Regions from separate parts of the Homo sapiens genome. Here region 1 is linked to region 2. Evidence: chromatin loops called from intact Hi-C (ENCODE). Cell type or tissue: PC-9. All regions are shown on one strand. Region 1 overlaps ITGA3 (integrin subunit alpha 3). Region 2 has its middle 29 kb from the start of PICART1.

What was found. A loop is a pair of places that touch in the nucleus more often than their neighbours do. Peaks named below come from ENCODE experiments on the same cell type or tissue, not always from the same donor. Only the 100,000 strongest peaks of a DNase experiment are listed, where the experiment ranks them.
Region 1: a loop joins it to region 2, with 11 times the contacts of the local background. A loop is called at or near these places in 107 of 110 quality-filtered maps.

What each region holds. Positions count from the first base shown.
Region 1 is chr17:50,086,173-50,088,672 of GRCh38, reverse strand. It overlaps ITGA3 (integrin subunit alpha 3), which reads right to left. Exons shown (of 26, transcript NM_002204.4): 24 at 804-929; 25 at 307-448. The coding sequence ends at 338. Among named protein-coding and RNA genes, the nearest start is that of PDK2, 7.9 kb to the left of the region's middle. In PC-9, a CTCF peak has its summit at 1,035 (motif pointing right); a DNase peak (open chromatin) is centred at 1,102.
Region 2 is chr17:50,025,895-50,028,394 of GRCh38, reverse strand. No RefSeq gene overlaps it. Among named protein-coding and RNA genes, the nearest start is that of PICART1, 29 kb to the left of the region's middle. In PC-9, CTCF peaks have their summits at 1,226 and 1,425 (motif pointing left); DNase peaks (open chromatin) are centred at 614 and 1,304; H3K4me3 peaks cover 2,002 bases; H3K27ac peaks cover 2,500 bases.

The DNA.
Region 1 (2,500 bases), 60 kb before region 2:
GGTTTACAGAGATGGGGCCTGGCCTTGCCCTTGACCTTGTTCCAATCCCCAGAAAGCAAGGTCATCACAGAGAGGATTTATGCCTCCCTCATGGGGTCCCAAGTCACCAAGGGGCTTAGGGGGAGGCTGATGAAAGCCAGACACCCAGGGGGCTGGAGGGACAGTCAGAGTGACCTGATCTTTGGGGTGGTGGTGGGGACAGAATGAGGTCAGAGCAGGCCCATAAGGGAAGAGGAGCAGATAGGACAGAGTCAGAGGCCCGGCCAGCTGTGGGGCTCGGGGAAGGGGGCCCGGAGGCCGTGTTACCCAGGTGGGCCGGGGGCGGGGGGCTGCCCCCTCAGTAGTCGTCGGTCAGCCTCTCTGTCTCTGACGGCTGGCTCTTCATCTCCGCCTTCTGCCTCTTAGCTTCATACAGGGCGCGAGTGCGGGCTCGCTTGAAGAAGCCGCACTGCGGAGGGGAGGAGGTGGGGACGGGCCATCAGGGGGGCGCTGGGCTATCCTCACCAGCAGCACTCGTGGACCAGGGCTTTAGGGCTGGGGAGCCTGGGGGCTGGGGCTCAGTCCCAGCTTGGTGGTGTGGTCAGAAGCCAGAGCTCCTGGGTCCCCCTTTCCAGCTTGCAGCTCCCCCCACTAACCCAGGCCAGGGGTGAGACTGTAAGCTGGTGGTAGAAGGTGGAGAGGACAGGGAGGAAGGGTGGGGGTGAGATGGAAGGGAGGACCAGGATGGGGAGACGTGGGTTGGAGGAAGGGCTGGTGAGTGTGCTGGTGGAGGTCCCGGAGCAGGAGTGGGCTGGGCTACTAACCTTCCACAGCAGGAGGATGATCAGCCCCAGCAGCAGCAGCCCTGCACCCACGGCCACCAGCACCAGCCACAGCTCGATTTCGGCCGGCAGCTCCTCCACCAGCTCCGAGTCAATGTCCACAGAGAACTGGAGCGGGGAGAGGAGGACTCAGCCCTGTGTCAGCCTGCTTAGGCCCATCCTCACCCTTCCTATCCTAGCTGGGCCCAGGCACCTGCTGTTTGTCCTGCTGCCAGTAGGGGGCAGCCTGGGACTGGAAAAAGCCTGTGCCTGCCCCACTGACAGCAGGTCCAGTGGTCCTTCCTGCTTCTCCCAGGCACAGACTTGACTCCAGAGGAGCGGCCTCAGATCTGGGAGGTGGCCTGGAGTCTGGGTGTGTGACCCACACATCTGGGCCTGGGTACCAGCTCCTTCCCTGATGAGCTGTGTGACCTTGGACAAGTAATTGCACCCCTCTGAATCTCATGCTTTCTGCTTTCTGATGAGGGGGATCATAATGACTACCTCATAGAATAGCAGAACGACCAAAAGCAGGGGTTCTGGAGCCACATTACCTGGGTTCTAGCCCAGGTTTGCTATTCACGAGCTGTTTGGCCTTGGCAAGTTACTTAACCTCTCTGTTGTTCATCTGTAAAATGGGAATATTACCTCTCTCATAGGTTGCTGGGGAGAATTAAGTGTGTTTGATATAAGAAAACTGCTTAGAGCAACACCTGCTACACAGCAAACACTCCATAAATATTCACCAAAAAAACCCCACAAAGAATTCATAGCATATATTCCCATTCTTTTTATTTTATTTTATTTTATTTTATTTTTTGGAGACAGAGTCTTGCTCTGTTGCCCAGGCTGGAGTGCAATGGTGGAATCTTGGCTCACCACCAGCTCTGCCTCCCAGGTTCAAGCGATTCTCCTGCCTCAGCCTCCCGAGTAGCTGGGATTACAGGCACGCACCATCACGCCTGGCTAATTTTGTATTTTTAGTGGAGATGAGGTTTCACCATGTTGGTCAGGCTGGTCTCGAACTCCCGACCTCAGGTGATCCGCCCACCTCGGCCTCCCAAAGTGCTGGGATTACAGGCGTGAGCCACCATGCCCGGCTGATAGTCCCATTCTTTTTCTTCCCCTACAATGGAGATAAATACGGATGTGTGTGTATATGAGGTTTTTTTTTTTTTTTTTTTGAGATGGAGTTTTGCTCTGTTGCTGAGGGTGGAGTGCAGTGGCACAATCTCGGCTCACTGCAACCACTGCCTCCCAGGTTCAAGCAATTCTCCTGCTGCAGCCTCCCAAGTAGCTGGAATTTCAGGCGTGTACCACCGTGCCCAATTAATTTTTGTATTTTTAGTAGAGACAGGGTTTCACCATGTTGGCCAGGCTGGTCTCAAACTCCTGAACTCAGGTGATCCACCTGCCTTGGCCTCCCAAAGTGCTGGGATTACAGGTGTGAGCCACTGTGCCCAGCCGTGTTTGTTCTGACTATACATGATTTTCACTTCTTTTAAAATTATTTTGATGATTTTTTTAAAAATACAGATGATATAAAGAAAACTAAAGGTTCCCAGTTATATATATAATCTAATATATATATTATACATGTATAATATATATAATCTAATATATATATTATACATGTATAATATATATAATCTAATATATATATTATACATGTATAATATATAATCTAATATATATATTAT
Region 2 (2,500 bases):
AAACTGTGTGGAAGGTCTTGGGGAGGGGTGCCACTCCTGTGGGCCAGATGCCAGGGCTGTGGGCATGATCAGATGCTTTCCTGTTGAGCTGCTGTGAGTCAGAAGGCACGGGGCCTGGGTTGGTAGTTGGGGTGGGGGGCAGTGTCCCCAGTTGCCAGGGAAGCTGGGGCAGCAGGAGAGGGGAGGAGGGAAGCAATACAGAGTGGCAGCTGACACTCTCCTGGAGGACTGGGCACTGCAGCTGCTGGCCAAGGAAGTCCTCTGGGGGCCCCAAAAAATGACTCCACCCCTGCTGGATTTAGAGTCCCATGGAGCAAACTGGGGCTCCTATGGTCCTCACTGCAGCGGGTCCAGGGGCTCCACCAATTCAACGCAGGGCAGTCTCGAGGCGCGTGGGCACGCTCTGTGTCCTGCAGCATCCACGCCTGCCCCGCCCTCCCATAGATGCTCGTGGCCCTCCTCTTTGCACAGCTGCATTCACTCCCCTTCCTTGAGTGATGCAGCCCACCTTTGTTGAGGCTTGCTCTGTGGCAGGCACTGTGCAAGGTCCTGGGGCTTCAACAGTGAATCAGCTGAGGTCCCTGCCCTCCTGGGGCTATGCGTCATGTGGGGCCTGAGCCAACAGCCAAGACATGGATGCTTCTGGCTGAACGCTGGCCTCACAGCCGGAAGCAGGGGAGGGGCAGGAGCAAGGCTTGAGGAAAGCAGAAGGGATCCGGTGACCCTGAGGCCCCGGGACCCAGTCCTGTTCCAGGGATCCACTTTCTGCCCTGGAGAGGTACACGTCTGAGAAACGCTGCAGAACACAGCAGAGGGAAGGGAGAAGGGGGGCAGAGGGGTGGACTCGCGGTTTGAGGTTGAGCCTGGTTGGAGGAAGAACAGAGACGGAGAAAACCTCAGCCCCAGGGACCACTGTGCGGCTACACCTGAGCCCCACTGCGGGCGGCCTGAGCCCAGCATGGGAGGCCAGCCAAACCTCTCTCAGGGCCCACTGCCCGCTGGCTCCGCGGCAGAACGGAGGGCAGGGGGCGCTAGCCCGAGTGGCTGCCGTGGGATCCGATCCAGGCAGGCCCCGCCAGCTGCAGGACTGACCCACAGGTACCTGGCCGCCATGGCCCACTCTGGTCCCGGCACCCCCGCGGGGCTGCTGAGCAGGGAGGGCCGTGTGAGGTGCCCACAACAGCCACCTCTTCTGGGCCAGTTTTGGTTCCTCCTCACACTTAGCACAATGCCTGCTGGCACAAATGAGTCAAAAATGCTTGGGGGGAATCAAAGCTATGAATGAATGACGATTGAATAAATAAATGATGGATGGATAAACAAATCCATCAACCAACCAGTTATCGGAGTTCCAGCAGCCAATCCTTCAGAAATGGGCATGCTTGCCACCTGGTGGCGACTGCGCTAACTGCAGCCATGGTCAGGGCCAGCATCACCGGTCACCACACAGCAGAAGCCTGGGCTGCCACCACCAAGGCAGATCCCGGGGTCACCCTGTTCCTCCTCCTGCCTCTCAGCCATGCTGCCTTATTTTCCAGCACACTTAAGCAATTTTCTGTTATGTTTGAAAACCCTCTTAGGTAAGAGATTCCTTCCTCGCCTGTGCCCTTTGGAAACTCCTACGTATGCCCTGACCTTTGTTTTCGTCTGGTTCTCTTTTGTCCTCCAGGCAGAAAGAGCATGAGCGCCTCCTTCCCCTCACCCGGACAGGAAGGTCAGCCTGGCAAGAGTCAGGCCCTGGACCGGACAGGCAGGAATTCTGTCTGTCCTTCCCTGTCTCTTCCCCGACTTCTAAATATGTTAAGTCGGTTGGTTTGTCTCAGGGTGGGTCCTTCACTCCTGCTTCTGAATTCGTGTGAAGACACTTGGCCTGCTGGCTCCAGGCAGTCCCCATGGGCACCCAGGGCCCAGAGCCACACTCTGCCATTTAGAGCAGGACAGCAGTGAGGATCCACCACGGCCAGCAGTGAACACAACAGCTCTAATACAGGGAAATACCCTGGCCTGGAGACAGGAGACAGCATTATGTGGCTTTGGACAGGTCACAGGCCCCCTCTAGGCCTCAGTTCCCCCATCTGTGTAACCGGGGGTAACTCTGGTTCTGGCATTCCGTGGCTCTGCCTCTCCATGCCTGGCTGATGTCCACAGTGTTTCTTCCCTCCTTTTCACAGGTCCGGGCTTCATAGCTGCCCTCACTCCCCCTTGTCCTGCTCTCTAGCCCCAGGGCCAGCTGTAAAACACATGGTGGCTTTCAGGCATCCCTTTACTTTGTGTCCCTGTAAGGGGGGATCCCAGGTGTGGTGAGATCACTGGTTGCCTATCCCTGACATCCATTCCCCCTTCCTTGTTAGTTATAGAACCCCACTTTCATGTGGGGCAGCGGGAGCCTCGGGGTCCTCAAAGGGGAAGCCCATGATTGATCACAGACCCATCTCCATGTGACTCTTTCTCCCCTGCTCTATTTGAGGACCCTGTGGCCCAGTCTGGTTGACACATAAAA